6 separate regions of the Homo sapiens genome follow, and regions 1, 2, 3, 4 and 5 are each linked to region 6. The links are chromatin contacts, found by Hi-C or POLR2A ChIA-PET in ENCODE. All regions are on one chromosome and are shown on one strand. Each heading gives the region's core, a stretch centred on a gene start or an enhancer-like site at or near the end of the contact. The rest is flanking DNA. Distances are from core to core; before and after follow the strand shown.

What was found. A loop is a pair of places that touch in the nucleus more often than their neighbours do. ChIA-PET counts read pairs that join two places held with the same protein, here RNA polymerase II (POLR2A). Pooled maps may share reads with other maps.
Region 1: a loop to region 6 is called in a map of CD8-positive, alpha-beta T cell, with 6 times the contacts of the local background. The contact joins the promoter of SCML4 here to the promoter of CDK19 in region 6. A Hi-C loop is called at or near these places in 2 of 168 maps with a recorded cell type or tissue (CD8-positive, alpha-beta T cell and naive thymus-derived CD4-positive, alpha-beta T cell) and 9 of 50 pooled maps. POLR2A ChIA-PET finds 5 or more read pairs at or near these places in 1 of 52 experiments (activated CD4-positive, alpha-beta T cell).
Region 2: a loop to region 6 is called in a map of naive thymus-derived CD4-positive, alpha-beta T cell, with 8 times the contacts of the local background. The contact joins the promoter of AFG1L here to the promoter of CDK19 in region 6. A Hi-C loop is called at or near these places in 1 of 168 maps with a recorded cell type or tissue (naive thymus-derived CD4-positive, alpha-beta T cell) and 7 of 50 pooled maps. POLR2A ChIA-PET finds 5 or more read pairs at or near these places in 1 of 52 experiments (CD4-positive, alpha-beta memory T cell).
Region 3: a map of B cell shows a loop between it and region 6 (36-fold over the local background). The contact joins the promoter of SNX3 here to the promoter of CDK19 in region 6. A Hi-C loop is called at or near these places in 3 of 168 maps with a recorded cell type or tissue (B cell, CD8-positive, alpha-beta T cell and ascending aorta) and 12 of 50 pooled maps. POLR2A ChIA-PET finds 5 or more read pairs at or near these places in 3 of 52 experiments (CD4-positive, alpha-beta T cell, CD8-positive, alpha-beta memory T cell and HEK293).
Region 4: a loop to region 6 is called in a map of B cell, with 8 times the contacts of the local background. The contact joins the promoter of OSTM1 here to the promoter of CDK19 in region 6. A Hi-C loop is called at or near these places in 3 of 168 maps with a recorded cell type or tissue (B cell, CD4-positive, alpha-beta memory T cell and naive thymus-derived CD4-positive, alpha-beta T cell) and 9 of 50 pooled maps.
Region 5: a map of CD4-positive, alpha-beta memory T cell shows a loop between it and region 6 (11-fold over the local background). The contact joins the promoter of SEC63 here to the promoter of CDK19 in region 6. A Hi-C loop is called at or near these places in 1 of 168 maps with a recorded cell type or tissue (CD4-positive, alpha-beta memory T cell), 1 of 37 single-sample maps with no recorded cell type and 13 of 50 pooled maps. POLR2A ChIA-PET finds 5 or more read pairs at or near these places in 3 of 52 experiments (CD4-positive, alpha-beta T cell, T-cell and activated T-cell).

What each region holds. Positions count from the first base shown.
Region 1 is chr6:107,822,942-107,825,641 of GRCh38, reverse strand. It overlaps SCML4 (Scm polycomb group protein like 4), which reads left to right and starts at 1,329. Exons shown (of 8, transcript NM_198081.5): 1 at 1,329-1,516.
Region 2 is chr6:108,293,645-108,296,344 of GRCh38, reverse strand. It overlaps AFG1L (AFG1 like ATPase), which reads right to left and starts at 1,291. Exons shown (of 13, transcript NM_145315.5): 1 at 1,127-1,291. The coding sequence starts at 1,265. RefSeq lists an enhancer at 950-1,439.
Region 3 is chr6:108,259,732-108,262,431 of GRCh38, reverse strand. SNX3 (sorting nexin 3) reads left to right here and starts at 1,392. Exons shown (of 4, transcript NM_003795.6): 1 at 1,392-1,672. The coding sequence starts at 1,511. RefSeq lists an enhancer at 372-1,207 and silencers at 1,335-1,594, 1,705-1,814.
Region 4 is chr6:108,073,405-108,076,104 of GRCh38, reverse strand. OSTM1 (osteoclastogenesis associated transmembrane protein 1) reads left to right here and starts at 1,364. Exons shown (of 6, transcript NM_014028.4): 1 at 1,364-1,855. The coding sequence starts at 1,454. RefSeq lists a silencer at 1,154-1,593.
Region 5 is chr6:107,956,707-107,959,470 of GRCh38, reverse strand. It overlaps SEC63 (SEC63 protein translocation regulator), which reads left to right and starts at 1,263. Exons shown (of 21, transcript NM_007214.5): 1 at 1,263-1,585. The coding sequence starts at 1,462. RefSeq lists enhancers at 20-620, 1,223-1,824 and a silencer at 1,061-1,600.
Region 6 is chr6:110,814,167-110,816,866 of GRCh38, reverse strand. It overlaps CDK19 (cyclin dependent kinase 19), which reads left to right and starts at 1,398. Exons shown (of 13, transcript NM_015076.5): 1 at 1,398-1,858. The coding sequence starts at 1,731. It also overlaps a transcript of AMD1 not described here. RefSeq lists enhancers at 1,098-1,177, 1,751-2,303, 2,538-2,647 and a silencer at 1,818-2,127.

The DNA of each region.
Region 1 (2,700 bases), core at 80-2,579, 3.0 Mb after region 6:
TTTCTTCTCCTCTTCCTCCTTCTTTAGTGAAATCAACTTATATGAAATGAAAATGCAAACTACCAAACCTGCCTTTTCCCATACAAAACAACAAAATTTGATGATTAAATGAACTAAAGTAGTGAATTTCTTCTTGCTCAATTAATTACAAGGCTTTGACTTAAAACAATTTTTTATATTTTCATAATAAATTTCAGAGGAGAGATTTCTTATGTACTTCTAATGTGACTCTACACATATATTTAGAGAAACCTCAAGTTGTCCATTGCAGTTTTTTTCACTCTCAGTAACTGGCCAGGTTGTGGCCTAAGCCTTCGTTAGCCCTGGTTGATATTTAGTCCCGGCTAAATTTGTTTGCTGCTCATCCCTAGGAGTAAGCCACATGTTTGTAGAATGGATGTTTCATCTTGTAGGAAATACCTGTGAATATGCCAATATCCCAGAGTGGATGAAATGGGCAATGGGGAGCCCTGCTCCACTTTACAAAAAGAAAGGAAAAGAAAAGATCCCTTCGCCGATATATATTGATTTGCTGCAGAAAATGCAATGGGGCATGGGAATGAATAGTCACTCTTGCCCTGTTTCTATCCTGTGCAGGTCCCACCACGTTGAGGTGGGTAGAGATGCTTACACACACACACATACAGGCCTGGAGCCAAAGTCAGGGCCGGCTTTAATGAACTGTACACATATGTTGTGGGCAGCCGCTGATTTAATATGTACAACCATGGTGTGTGCACACACCTGGATAGGCACACTGCTCTGGGAATCACACAGGGTCTCCTGAACAATGATGCTATTGTAATATTTCTTTTTGTTTTATTTGTCCAAAGTCAAACATTCACTCTGTCAGATCACCAGTGTCTTATAAGCCTGGTGTTGGCCCACACTGCTGCAGGATTGGGACAAAGAGACGATGTTACAGTCTGGTTTCTATGGCAACAGAGGAGGGGTAATGAAAACTGAAATGTTGGAAACACCCATTCTAACCATTGTGACATAATTCAGGTTATTACAAGGATGTAACTACCAAAGAAGCAGAAGTGTCATTACCTTGCAGCTCATGTCGACAAAAAGCTACACTGCACATTTCTCTTAGGCTGCTAAGAGGAAGGAAACACAAAACACACACACACACACACACACACACACACACACACACACACACACACACACACAGAGGCCTCGTTTTCTGCATGTAAAATGTGTGTGTTCTTTAAAAGCCAGTGGTTGGCTGGTTTTCCGGACATGATGTGGTTGAAGCTGTCATCGTAATGGAAATTCATTGCTGTAGCTATGGTAAATCGAGTTTTCTGCCTGTGCTGAATGCATTAGTCTAATGAGATGTTTGCAGCTGGAGCGCAGGGCTGCTGGAGACTAACTGTGAGCTACTAACACGGGTGGAAGATAGCTTTTGCAATACTCGGTTTGCATGTGCTGAAAGTCATCTGTCTTCTGAGTCAACACTCCCGACCTGGTAAACAACCTGCTCAGGGCTCTGGTGAACAAGCTGTAGGTAAGGGAGATGCACAATTGGAGGCGTGCCGTTGACACGGGATCTTTCTCTTGTAACTGTCAGCATGACAGGTTACCTGTTTCAGTTTTTTCTGGGTTGCATGCCTACCTCTATGGCAACGCACAAGAGTGTCCTGCACTAAAACCACTGAGTCCAGTAGGTAAACTTTAGTTCCTCATATGCAAAGTACAGCATTTAATTTATTAACCAGATCTCAGAGGGGAAAATGTAACATTGAATTATATAGTTTATAAATTTGGGCTATATACATGTTCATTACTCTTTAACTCTGCATTTAAATACCTAGAAAGTTATTTTTTTCCAAATGTGAACTCAAGTAACCGGTTAGTTATTTTTTCCCTTCACGATAATTTTGCTTTGTTTTGCTTTTTAATTTTAAAAAAATTGTACTATGTCTTGGGATAAAAATATTTACCTAAAATTTGGTTATTAAAATTGGTATGTTATGAACATGTAAAAGTGTTTTTTTTCCCATTTAATTTTATTTCAAATATCCCAGGTAGAATATTTCACATGTCTTTGTGCTGGTTTTTCCTAATTTATGAGGCATAAATAAGAATAATATTTACTGCTAGTTTCTGGTTTTAATTCGTTTTTTGGGAAAAAAACTGGTGACTATGGAGTATTAGCGGCAGTTTTCCCAAGCTCAAAATCACCTCCTTCCCAGGTGGAGCACTGTGACTTGAACCAGCTTCCACGTGCTCCTCCCAAAGCATGAGGGGTCCTCTCCAGGTTGATTGCTGGCTGGACAGGAGCGGTGGATGAGGCCAGGGTGCAGGCTGCTGAGCTGTTTTGCTGAGTTGAGGTGCTTGAGTCAAAGTTCTTTCCACTATCTGTGATCGTGAACGAGAGGTGTCTCCTCGTGTTGTCTCTAGATTCCATGACGGTACTCATGAGGGTTAGACAATCAGTGGCTTTCTGAGAAAGTGGTTTTTTACTGATCTCAGACACTACAGTACTTGAGAAAGTAATCCAGGCACTTCAGAATCAGGGTATTTGTTATATGCTGTTTTTCTTTCTTTTCAACCAGAGGAACCATTTTTGAAGAATGAGGGATATAGCTGCTTTTTTTCTCCACTTTTTTTTTTTTAAAGCAAAATAGAATATCTGGAGTGAAAGCATAAAAATAACTACAAAGGAATTCTTAGTGTGTTAAACTATCT
Region 2 (2,700 bases), core at 42-2,541, 2.5 Mb after region 6:
TATATTATAATCCACAGCTTACACTACCAGAATATTCCATTATATCTTTATTTATTTATTTACTTTTAACGACTACTCCAGCAGATCAGGGCTACCCCCAGGCAGTGTGTGGAGCCTATTCCATTATACTAAATGCATTATGCTAATCTTTGCAGAAAGACGTAAGGTGACCTAATCAAAGTTCTAGTATTAATTTCAACTGCATTGATGATAAGGGTCAAAGATTGTCATATTTTTAGCTAAATTAATAAATAATCTATTAAGGTATATACCTTATTAAGGTCTATCAATCTATTAAGGTATATTACAGGGGTTGCTTGGATTTGAGAAAAAGGAAAACGAGTATGTGGATGAGGGAGACAAGGAGAATAATTTCATTCATTCATTCACTCAAAAATCATATTTGCACGTCAAGTACCAATCATTGCGCTAAGTGCTTAGGAAACAATGACACAATGTCCTTGCCTTTGAAAATCGTGCAGTTTAGTGCGAATACATGAATAGAGCAGTAAAACTGGCACTCTTGGTTACTCAGAATATACATTCATTCATTCATTCATGAACATATAACTGAATGAAGGAAGCCAGGGAGAAAGAAAGCCCGGTGACAAAATAATTCCACTGAAGCCCCTAGTGACTTGAAAAGAACACCAAGAATCGATCCCTCAATCTGAGAATGTGTGTGGACCTTCCTTCCTAGAATCACGAGAGACATCAGGGCCTGCAGAGGTCCCAGGCGCGGCTCTTCCTCCAGTGCCCGTCAGTCACCAGCCCCGAGAGCTTGGAAAACGCAGAGGGTAGGGGTCCCCAGGCCCCAACCCCACACCTGCATCTCTTCAAGCCAGGCACTCCCACTAGGTTCAGCTCTCTAAACGTCCCGGAAGGAACAAACTCTGAGTCAACCTCTGACCCTCAAAATGAAAGTCACTCAGGGTCATTTCCCTCAGTGCTCAGGGCTCATTCACAGACAGTATAAAAGGTCAAGAGAAATGGAAACTCCTCTCGAGGAGCCCTCAGCTTCGTGAAAGCAGGAGACACCTGGGGTAGATCGGACAGGGAGGGTAATCCCAGAGGCTTCTCCAGTCATATGCAGTCGGCTCGGACTACTCATGGCACAGTCACTGACCTTTCCAAAAGGGCTTCCCAGGGGCGGTGGCCAGAGGAGCGAGAGCGGCGGCCCAGGCCCCGCACCCAACACATCTCCCTCTCAGCGGGCTCTGTGCTAAGGGGCGCAGGGTAACCAAGAGCGACCAGGAGGCCGCCATCTTGAACTCCGTACGAGGAGAGGAAGAGGAAAACTTTATTGGAACCCAGAAGAGAGACGGTGGCAAAGTCAAACCCCGCCGTGCACGCTGAAGGCTCCACCCGAGAGAACCAAGGGATCAGTTAGGGAACGTGACCTCCAGTAGCCACATGGGCGGGCTGCACTCCCGTGCCCTCCCGTCCTTCCGGACGCTGCCAGCCGGGACTACGACTCCCAGCATGCAGTGGGGTGGGGCGGGGTGGAACGGAACAGGCAGCTCCAGTCTGGGCAGTGGGAGGGAGGGCGATTCTCCGCCCGGCGCTGGCGGCCGGCCGAGGAACCCGAAGTTTTCAAGGAATTGGGAAGTGATTATGACGGGTAGGCAGGTAACCACTCTTGAGCCTTTTAAGTTAGCTCACATGACCGAGATTCCGAAACCTGAATAAAATGGAGGTGACCCAATGGGCCCTCGGGTTTTAACGGAAGAGTGGTGTCACTTCGTCACACCTCCCTAAATGGTAGGCCCATTTTTTATTTTATCTCCAGCGTCCAACTCATCTTTGACGAGTACCTGAAATGTGCGCCTACCGCTTTCCCTTTTCGTATTTGAATAATATAAATGGTACGCACTCAAATGTTTTGAAAGATTGTATAAGTGGCATGGGAAAGCCAAGGGCCTAAGAAGGACTGTCGGTGGACGGAGAAGTCATGGGACAGTGTATCCGAAGGGTAACTTCTCATTGATCTGCCCTAATTTGATTAAACAATAAATGCTTTGACATACTATAATAAGCGAATTAGGAGTACAAATTGCTGTCCAGAAGAGGCTGGCAATCCAGTAAGCGAGATGAATTCCAGAAAAGATAATACAGGCCGGGCTAGGTGGCTCATGCCTGGGAGGCCCAGGCAGGAGAATCGCTTGAGCCCGGGAGTTTGAGACCAGTCTGGGCAACATAGCGAGATCCTGTCTCTGCAAAAAATACAAAACTGGGCATGGTGGCCTGTGCCCTGTAGTCCTAGTTACTAGGGAGGCCGAGGTGGGGGTTGCGTCCAGGAGGTGGAGGCTGTAGTGAGCTGGGATTGTGCCACTGCACTCCTGCCTGGGAGACAGAGTGAGTCCCTGTCTCAAAAAAACAAAAAAAAAACAAAAAAAAAAAAAAAAAGAGAAGGCCCGGCGCGGTGGCTCACGCCTGTAATCCTAGCACTTTAGGAGGCTGAGGCAGGCGTATCACCTGAGGTCAGGAGTTCAAGACCAGCCTAGCCAACATGGTGAAACCCTGTCTCTACTAAAATACAAAAATTAGCCGGCATGATGGCAGGTGCCTATAATCCCAGCTACTTGGGAGGCGGAGGCAGGGAGAATCGCTTGAATCCGGGAGAGGGTGGCTGCAGTGAGTCGAGATCGTGCCACTGCACTCCAGCCTGGGCAGCTGAGCGAGACTCTGTCTCAAAAAAAG
Region 3 (2,700 bases), core at 143-2,642, 2.6 Mb after region 6:
GGAATCACAGTGAGATCCCGTCTCCACAAATAATTACTAATAATTTAAAATCTAAAGAAAAGGGGGGCGGGGAAGATCAGGTTATTTAAAGTAATTATAGTGTTAAACTTGACATATTAAAAAATGCAGAAATAGTTGTGAGGGATAACTCTCTGGGCAGAGATAGAAATGTATCGTATCTCAACATTTAAAATCTGCATTTCCCATTGGACCATAAGAGATGAACTAGGACCTAATTAATTGGGTTTTCTCCCCGTTTCTTTCTTTCTTTTTTTTGAGACAAAGTCTCACTCTATTACCCAGGCTGGAGTGCAATGGCAGATCTCAGCTCACTGCAACCTCTGCCTCCCGGGTTCAAGCGATTCTCCTGCCTCAGCCTCCAGAGTAGCTGGGATTACAGGCGCGCACCACCACGCCCAGCTAATTTTGCATTTTTAAGTAGAGATGGGGTTTCACCATGTGGGCAAGGCTAGTATCGAACTCCTGACCTCGTGATCCGCCCGCCTCGGCCTCCCAAAGTGCTGGGATTACAGGCATAAGCCACCGTGCCCGGCCTTCCTCCCCGTTTCTTAAAAAGGCTCATGTGAGTTGCATTTCCAGTCCTGTAGAGGTACGTTTAATACTTTTCAAAAAAAAAAAAAACTTATCAGGACTTCGTGAGAAACGAAAGTGGACACCCAAAGCAGCTTGCAGCCGGTCTACTGTTACTTTGTTTTAGCGGACCGACCTGTCTCCAAAATCGATTTGACCATAATGCTAGGATTTAACTAGGGCTTTAGTTTTTATTTCACTCCCCCACTTTACTGGTTTCAACCTATCAATCCAGACGCGTGTCTGGTGCAACGCTCGGGTTTATGGCAAAATCATCTCAGGCATTTGCTTAACCTTCTCCAGAAAGGCATTTTCAGGGGTTCACAGTGAGACGGTGCACAGGTTGGCACAGAGTTAGTAGGGGCAGTTTTGTTTCGATTTGCGGGCAAATCTCTAAGATCTCTCCGTTTAACTTTCGCCCGCAATTCCCAAAGCCGCTAAAGCCGTTTCCGGCGCTCTACCCCGCCGCAGGCCGAGGCTGGCGCAGAGAGACAGGAAGCGCCAGCTCTGGGCGTCTGGGTCCTCGCCTCCTCGGCCGCAGCCCCGCGGCGGCGCGCTCGCGGTGCATTGTGGGCGCTGTAGTCCGGCCGGAACCTGTTTGCGACCCCGAGTCCCATGACACCGCTTCTCCTCACACCCCAGTCCGCAGTGCCCCTCCCCAGCCTCGGCCGGGCCTCCCGGGAGCCGGGCGTGGCGTTCCAGCTAGTGAGCCGTTTCTCCCCTGGGCTCGGAGGCGGAAGCTTGAGGGGCGCGGGGAGGAGCTTCGCGTGCGGGGTGAACGCCCGCTCTACGTGCTCGTTCTCTTCGCGACCGCTGCGCGCGAGCCCCGTGTCCCCACGGCGGGCAGCAGCGGCGGCGGCGGCGGCTGAACGCGGAGGGGGCGGAGGGAGCCCGCGGCGGCGGCAGCAGCTACAGCGAAATGGCGGAGACCGTGGCTGACACCCGGCGGCTGATCACCAAGCCGCAGAACCTGAATGACGCCTACGGACCCCCCAGCAACTTCCTCGAGATCGATGTGAGCAACCCGCAAACGGTGGGGGTCGGCCGGGGCCGCTTCACCACTTACGAAATCAGGGTCAAGGTGAGGCCGTCTCTCCCCTCTCCCAAGAAACCCCTCCCGCTGGCTCTGGTCACCCCCACTCGACCCGGGAGTGGACCCCCGCGGGCAGCCACAGCCTCCCAGGCCGGGAGCCCCCTTGCAGAGGCGGGCCGGGGTCGTGAGCCAGGGCCCCTCTTCCTGTAGGGCTGGTGTGGGGGGCTGCAGAGCGAGCCCGGCGCGCTGGCACTTGGAGAAGGTGCTCGAAGAGGAGGGCGTGGGTTGAGCGCCGCTTGCCCCTCCAGCAGCTGATCAGGGAATGACATTTGAGTTGGAAAGGGGTAGATCTTTCGAGAACACATCCCTTCGCTGGGAAGGGAAAGAGATGTTGACAGAGAAAAGGGGCTTGCGCAAAGTTAAAGCCTTTTCCCAGTTTTCTCTTCCTGGAGACTTCCCAGAGGTAGCAAGCCAACCCGGCTGCTCCAGGCCCTTCCCGAGCTGCTAAAGTAACCTGGGTTGTGCAGTCTTCTGAACGGGACTTAATGAAAGTTCACAGAAGCCTGACAATTTTTGATAGGGCTGAGCCAGACCAGAAGGGTGATTGGACATGGTTGACTTCAGCATTTTGGGCCACCGCCCTGCCAAAGGCTGAGGTGTGGTGTCACCTACCTCATAATCCAGAACTACAGTTGCTTTAAGAAAAGACTAGGGATCTTGCTCTCTTAATTCGAGATTTGCACTTAATTGAATAAAGAAATCAACAGAAATAAAATATACCTAATTTCATAACTAGTATTTGTTGGCAATAATTTAGATGATTTGAAAGATGTTAATTGAAAATAGTGCTTCACTTTCACTCTATAATTCAGGATTAAAGAATTTGCCCATGTATGGAAGCATCTTTAAAAATTAATTACATTAATTTAAAGATGACAGCAAATTATTAAAAGTTAAGTGTAAAGCGATTTTTCCTTTAATCAAAATTTATATGACAAGCTACTATTAACATTTAAGTGAAAAAATTCTCATTAACTTACACACTTTGTGTCGTGAAAAACACAAAAATCAAATTT
Region 4 (2,700 bases), core at 115-2,614, 2.7 Mb after region 6:
TAAGTAGACTTTAGTGCAACAGCTCTGCAATTTACAAGGCAAAAATTACAACCCTGAAAAGCAGGATGACACAAAGCCCGGAAATAATTTTCTACCAACCTGGTTGGTCAGATACTTGTCAGAAAACTGTTTTCCAGGTTATGAGCTTAAATTCTTTTTACAGACTGGCAACGGTATCAGGACGCTTTTTAGAGTGTCCCCTGCTATTGCCTCGGGCATGTCAGAAACTGGATAGGAGTTTCAAGTTGAGCAGTTTGTCCAGGATTTCCTGGGCTTTAGCACTGAACGCGCTGCGTCCCTGGTACCCCTTCAGTTCCAAGCAAACCTGCTTGTTGGCCACTGTAGGACCAGACTTACGTCAAGTACAGTTGCCACTACACAGATGTGGCTACTTACATTTAAGTTAAATACTTTTTACTTTTGAGATGGAGTCTCACTTTGTCGTGCAGGCTGGGGTACAGTGGCGCGATCTCGGCTCACTGCAGCCTCGACCTCCTGGCTCAAGCCATCCTCCCCGCTCAACCTAGGACTACAGGCTTGCGCCACCACGCCCAGCGGCTAATTTTTGTATTTTTAGTAGATACGGGGTTTCGCCATGTTGGCGAGGCTGGTCTCCAACTCCTGGCTTCAAGCGATCTGCCTGCCTCGGCCTCCCAAAGTGCTGGGATTACAGGCGTGAGCCACCGCGCCGGCCCTAAATTAAATTAAAAATTCAGTTCCTCAGCCGGCTCAACACCACACATGTGGCCAGTGGCTGCCTTAATAACGCAGATGTAGAATATTTCCCTCATCTCACAGAGTTCTGACAACGCTGAGGCAGACAGTTGAGAGTTTTTTTAAAAACAAAAACAAAAAGCTTGGAAACCGCTAGTCTCCACCACCTATAATAACCAACGGGCATTATTACTCTCTCCAAATGGGATGAGGAAAAAACTACGCTAAGGAACACCATGCAGAAAATCTGCCGAGGCACAGGCCAGCGGGGTTTCTCTGCGAACGCAGCCGACGGCCATTTCCACAGCGGAGGCCGTCGTCGGTCCAGCGAGGTAAGAAACTTGTAGGACGCCCGGAACTCCCAGAGGGTTGGGCGTTCAAGGGTCAGGACCCCCGAGATGCAATTGTCCAAAGCGGTGGGTGCTCGTGGTCACCGGCTGGCGAGCCTCGGCTACGGATACCCCAATGCACCACTCCGCCCCGCCCCGCGCCTAACGCCGGCTGGAGAGCGCGCGGCCGCAGGGTAGGCGCCCTCCCGCACGCGCGAAGGCCTGCGGCCCGGAGGCAGCCGGCAGCCAATGGGGCGGGGCGCCGCGCGCAGGGGGCGGGGCCGTGACGCGCCCTCCTCGTGACCCGGCTCTCGGCCTGCGCTCGCGGAAACCGGAAGCGGCGGCTGTCCGCGGTGCCGGCTGGGGGCGGAGAGGCGGCGGTGGGCTCCCTGGGGTGTGTGAGCCCGGTGATGGAGCCGGGCCCGACAGCCGCGCAGCGGAGGTGTTCGTTGCCGCCGTGGCTGCCGCTGGGGCTGCTGCTGTGGTCGGGGCTGGCCCTGGGCGCGCTCCCCTTCGGCAGCAGTCCGCACAGGGTCTTCCACGACCTCCTGTCGGAGCAGCAGTTGCTGGAGGTGGAGGACTTGTCCCTGTCCCTCCTGCAGGGTGGAGGGCTGGGGCCTCTGTCGCTGCCCCCGGACCTGCCGGATCTGGATCCTGAGTGCCGGGAGCTCCTGCTGGACTTCGCCAACAGCAGCGCAGAGCTGACAGGGTGTCTGGTGCGCAGCGCCCGGCCCGTGCGCCTCTGTCAGACCTGCTACCCCCTCTTCCAACAGGTCGTCAGCAAGATGGACAACATCAGCCGAGCCGCGGGGGTGGGTACAGGACCACGTCCGGGACTGTGGCTCAGGAGAGTTGGGAAAGGAGGAGGGTGTAATGATGGTCAGCGCTGGGGGCCTCAGTTTCCCCAACAGTAAGAAAAAGGGGTTGGACTGAGTCTGTAGAGTTGGGTCATCAGAAAAAGGGGGTGGCATTATGGGGCTTGGGATTTGGGTTTTTGCTTCCAAGAATGCTGTTGGACATCTTTGGTTCATATAGGTGTGATTGGTTTTCTTGGGGGTCCTGATTCCCCAACCCTCTTGCTCTTCCTCCACCCACTCCACCACGGCTTCTTCTCATCTTCACCTGGAGTTGCCAGGAAGGATCCTTTTCTGAAACAAGTGGGGTGGAGACACTGGTAGTGGTTAGAAATTTGAGCTTTGTAGCCAGAAATGTTCATGTCCACCAACTTCTAACTATGTAACCTTGGATTAATTATCTTCTCAGAACCTTAGTTTCCTCCTCTATAAAGTGGAAAGAACATCTGCCTAATGCGGCTGTTGGAAGAATTAAAAGAGATATTGCCTGTGACTTCATCTTAGTGATGTGAACAGTCTGGAGCTAGCTAGCGGCCAGGACTCCAGTTCCACTCTGCTTATTAGCGGTATACTATGGGCAAGTTACTTACATTCTCTGTGCCTGTTTACTAATCTGTAAAATGGGGATAAAAGGAGGTTTTAGAAAACAACACATAGTAATACCTCTAAGTAAATGGGAGGTAAATTTTTAAGAAATTGTAAGACTGCTCTTCATTCTTCATACCTTAAGGGTTCTCTAGGTGTGTGGTAGCTGCTGTGAGGCACTTAATTTTAAAAAGAAAAACAGACAATTCCTGCTCCTA
Region 5 (2,764 bases), core at 14-2,513, 2.9 Mb after region 6:
GTCCTGGGCGATGGAGGGTCAAGGGCACACTGGCTTTGTGGCATCAAAATGATATGGGTTTGAATCCTCAGACATTCTTTTACTGTGAGGGACCTTGGGCAGTCTCTCTGGGCCTCAATTTTCTCATTTGTAGAGCAGACATACTTTGCTTTATTCCATGGGGTTTACTGATGACTAAATGACACAAAACAATAAAGGTCTCAGCCTACCGCCTGAAGCTGGTGGTTATAATTAGCAGCTCTGGAATGGGTAGGGAACCATCTGTAACGGCTTGGGGAAATCTTCATCTGCAAGATGGGCACAGCGTAGATTCAAATCTGTCGCCCAGTGGAGAGCGATCCGGTCTCACTGCAACCTCCGCCTCCCGGGTTCAAGCGATTCTCCTGCCTCAGCCTCCTGAGTAGCTGGGATTACAGGCGCGTGCCACCACAGCCGGCTAGTTTTTGTATTTTTAGTAGAGACGCGGTTTCACCATGTTGGTTAGGCTGGTCTGGAACTCCTGACCTCATGATCCACCCGGTCTCCCAAAGTACTGGGATTACAGGCATGAGCCACTGCGCCCGGCCAGATAGTAAACATTGCTTTGAAAACACAACTGCAACCCACACCTCCCGCAACCCACACCTCCCCATCCCCCAATTTTTTTTTTTTTTGAGATGGAGGCGCGCGCCACCACGTCCGGCTAATTTTTGTATTTTTAGTAGAGAGTGGGTTTCACCATGTTGGTCAGGCTGGTCTCGAACTCCTGATCTCATGATCCGTCCGCCTCGGCCTCTCAAAGTGCTGGGATTACAGGCGTGAGCCACTGTGCCCGGCCTCCCACCCCCTATTCTAAATGACACTTGTTTCCAAAATATGGGGGCTGGAGGAGCAGATCCAGAACCCAAGGAAACGTGATCAACCAGGGCAATTAATCCAGAGGGCAGGACAGGCTGAGCCTCAGCTCTTCTCTGAATATCTGGGACCCCTGCGCAGCCAGGTGAACCGCCCGCGACCGCTGCTCCGGCGGGAAGCCTTCTCTGGGATCCTGTACGCCGACGCCCGGAATCCGGCGTGGTGCGCTGGGAAACTGAGCGGTGGAGGAAGGCGGAGCGGTTAGGGGCGGGACCCTAGGGGAGGGGTTGGGGGAGGGCTTTGACGTTAGGGCGGGGCTAAGGGCGAGACCTCGCCGAGTTCCACCGTTGCGCTCGCCACGTCTCCCTTAGCGAGCTCGCTGGGGACACGCAGGGGGAGGGAAAACTGAGCGGGGCGGGAACTATCTCCTCTCGCGAGAGCTGGCGACGGCGGCGGCAGCGGCAGAGGTGGCGGCGGCGTGTCCGTGAGAGTGGCGTGGGGGCGGGGAGGAGAGGCGGCGGCGGCAGTGTCCAAGCTACGCCACTCGGGCCGGGGCGTTGGGAGCGGGAGTGCAGAGCGTGGTCGTGGCGGCGGCGGTGAGAAGAGCGAGGCGGAGGAGGGGGTGCCATGGCCGGGCAGCAGTTCCAGTACGATGACAGTGGGAACACCTTCTTCTACTTCCTCACCTCCTTCGTGGGGCTCATCGTGATCCCGGCGACATACTACCTCTGGCCCCGAGATCAGAATGCCGGTGAGTCCCGCCGGCCTTTGCCCGCGAACCCGCGCAGGCCCCGCCAGCGCCCCCAGGCCCTGCGGCGCCCGCTTGCCCGGCCCCAGCCCGCGGCGTCCGGGATGACAGGGACGGTGCGGCCCGGCCTGTGTCCAGCGTCCGCCACTGGCGGGGCCCGGGTCAGCAGCGTTTCCCTCGGCGCTTCTCCACCTCCCTTCATTGTCCTCAGGAGTTTCGCTCGCTCCATCTTCTCCATTGTTGTGGACGCTCCTTGCAGCCTCCTCCTGCCTCTTTGTCTTCTCTGCCTTTGCTTTTATTGGGGATTTTTCTTTATGGAGGAAGCGGGATGGGGACTTGGGAGGTGAGCAAAGAGTTGGCCAAGAAGAGACTGAACGTGCGGGCACAACTCTCAGTCCGTCCAGTTCGCGGCCCTCATCCCCCGACTCCGGTTTCCCTGTTGCAGCTGCTCTTAACAGATGTTTTAGGGCATCTCTGAGCCGGGTGGCATGCTTAGGACTCCAATTGAGCTTTCCACCGCCTACCCCCGTCACTTCCTCCCGTTGCTTTTTCATTTGTTCACTCACTGTGGGGGTTGGAAGCAATGCCGTTATTCCTCTTAGCAAAAATAGGCTTTTTTCTATTTCCTTTTCTTCGGAGTTTCCTGTTTGTGACGGAAAAAGTGCAAGTATGAAGGATTAAGTCTCGTTTAATTAATCTTGTAGGGAATTTTGAGGTAGTGGGTCGATTTACTTTTGGTTCTAAGTCTTTTCACATTAAACAACATCGAATTAAAGCACAGAATAACAGATTCTTTTCATATTTCACTTGATGTTTGGGTAATGTTTGCATCCATTTGTTGCACTCTACTAGGACATATGGCAGATGGTATTCTTAAAGCTGATGTAACTGCGAGGGCCTAATGGGTTATTTATGGTAGTGTTAACAGTAAGGAGTGGGTTTTGAGTATTAACAACTTAGGGAAAGCTTTCTATTGCACAAGAGCTGTGCTAACTTGCTTAAATATCTTCTCTTCAATTGGGTGTGCTGGAGGTCTAGGTTGTCCAGGTTATATACTCTACTTGGAGAAGTTGTTAACAGTGAAGCCTTGAATCAGCTCAGAACTTGTTATACTTTCAGATGGATTCAGTGTCCTGTAACATTCTTTTTCCCCCCCGCCCCATGTGATCTGCAGGAAACTAA
Region 6 (2,700 bases), core at 149-2,648:
CCTGTAATCCCAGCTACTCAGGAGTCTGAGGCAGGAGGATCCTTGAGCTCAGGAGTTGGACGCCAGCCTGGGCAACACAGCAAGGCCAGTCTCTTCAAAACAAAAGTGGGGTTTGGGGCTTCCAGGAGTGGTGGAGACAAGTTAAGAGAGGATAAGAGGAAAAAATGTCTAAGGTGAATAAAGGTTGACTTTTATGCAGATAAAAGTATCTCAGATGATACAAGTTGACTAGCAGCAGCTCTCTTTCTGGTAAGATTCCTTTAATTACGAAAATTTCCTTTAGAAATGTAAATTTCTCTTTACAAAGGAAGAGTTATTCTTTATTTTAGGCAGTAGTGGGATAAGTGAAGCATTTTCCTGTGTTGGCTGGATCTTAATTTATTTTGCTAAAAGACATCAATATGCCAGAGTGGCGTATTTTGGGGTGGCATATTCTGGACTCCTTCAGTTATAATTTGGGGTAGTGTGTCCTGAGCCCCAACACAATGAAATCAATCAACGTTCACCCTAACTAAAGGGGCTTTCTTAAACATTCTAGAACCTCACATCATGCATAGACCATAAAAAATCCTTTACAATTCAACCCAAAGGATCGTAAACGCGGCTTCCTCCAGGCACTTTTAATTGTCCTTAGACAGATGGCCAAAGCCTGGTTATGGGAACCGCATATGCTAAGAGAAAGCTGACTACAGCGCCAAGAAAATGATGATTGGCTGCTGGGGCTCAGAAGTTGCATGTTCTCCTCTGGCCAAGGCAGGCTCTAGGAAACTGCTGAAGGTTCAGTTTTTGAAATACGGTTTTTGCATCGTAAAGAAAAAAGATCAACCTATCAGGAAGAACCGAGCACATCCAATCACCAATCAAGAGCGGGAAAGAAGCCAAAGCCTGGGGATACCCACGCACCAACGAGGACGTCATTCTCCAGCCCCCGCCAATGAGCAGCGGGACGGGGGGCGGGGCAATAGGCGGACCCACTGCCCTAGAAAAGAAACAAGCTGCGGTACAACTGTCCTCACCAGCCCTCGCCTCCCGAGTCACTGCAGCCAACCCTTCAGCAAGGTGCTGATTTAATGCTTTCCATACTCTCTGCGTGGGGCTAGTTACAGTGAAGTATCCCCTTCCCACTAGAGTAAGGCACTTCTTTCCAGTGTCTCCCCGAGAACCGCAGAAAGCACACTGGAACTTCGAGCTTTCTACCTTCACAGGAACCGGGAGCCGTGCGCTACCTGAGGGGGAGGGGCGGCCCTGGTACGCAGGCGCGCATGCTTTGTGGGGGCGAGGCTGTGGTGGCCCGAGGTAACCTGGGAGCTGTATTTCTTACGCCGGCAAAACCGCCCAGGCCGCTGAGGCCTTCGCGACTTCATTTCCCAGGAGCCTCCGCGACCATGGGGCGGGCCAGTGAGTTCGCTAATGAGCTCGAGGAAGCCACGGCGCGGCCCACCAGGTTCCAAAACAAGGAAATGAAGGAGGGAGGCGGGACTGGGGGTGCCTGCGGGAGCCGCCGCCGCCGTCGCGGAGGAGGAGGAGGAAGAGGTGGAGGAGGTGGCTGCTGTGGCCGCCGAGGAGTCCCTTGCTGAAGGCGGACCGCGGAGCGGCGGGCGGCGGGCGGCGCGCGCGCGCGCGCGAGAGGCGGCTGTTGGAGAAGTGGAGCGGCGGTCGCGGGGGGAGGAGGAGGAGGGACTGAGCGGCGGCGGCCCCCGCGTCCCGTGCCTCTATGGGGGAAGCAGACAATGGATTATGATTTCAAGGCGAAGCTGGCGGCGGAGCGGGAGCGGGTGGAGGATTTGTTTGAGTACGAAGGGTGCAAAGTGGGACGCGGCACCTACGGTCACGTCTACAAGGCGAGGCGGAAAGATGGGTAAGAGCAGGGGCGGGAGGAGTAGGCTCGCTCGGGTCCTCGCCCTGCCCGCGACCTGGCGGGATGGGTGGGTCGGATCCCAGTCGGGCCGTGCCCGAGGGGCGAGGCGGAGGGGGTCGCGGGGTTGCGTCCGGACACCGACTCCGAGGGGCGCCCGTTCCGCCCGCCTCCCCCGCGCGGCCCCGTCGCGTACCTCGAACTCCCGCGGCGCAGCCCGGTCCGAGGCGTCGGTCCCGTCCCAGAGGGGCGCCCTCCGAGTGCTCGGAGACGGCGGGGGGACTCGAGTTGGGACCGCGGTGGAGGAGGAGTTTGTGGGGTCTAGTCTCTTGGGGGAACGCAGCGGGCAGGCAGAGCTCCGCTGCGGAGTTGCCGCTCCGGCCCTGGGTAGTGACGGTCGTTGTGGAACTTCCAATCGGCTGAGCGCCTCGCGGGGGCGGCGGTTTGAAACCTCGCCGGGGAGCCTGTCGGGCGAACGCGGCCTGGGGTCCTCGCCAGCCCCACGGCTCTGACCCGCTGGGCACCGCCGCCCCCAGCAGCGATCTCCGCCCTTCGGGCTGGCCGGCCCGTTGGCTTCTCTATGCAGTCCTCCCATCCCTGTTGTATGCCCGGCGTCCCGGGTTTCTCATTCTCACATTCTGAATTGCGTACCTTCCCCCTTCGAAGGAGACCTGATGGGCTAGCTGCGTTTCGCAAGCGGCAACTTAAGAGTTGGCTGAATTCTCTGCTACCCACCCTTTACCTTGCAGCCCCTTGGGTATCTTGGGTATTATGTCCTCCACTCCATCCTCTGCCAGATGACTGTGGGCTGGGGCTTATGGAGTACCTATATTATCAAGAACGGA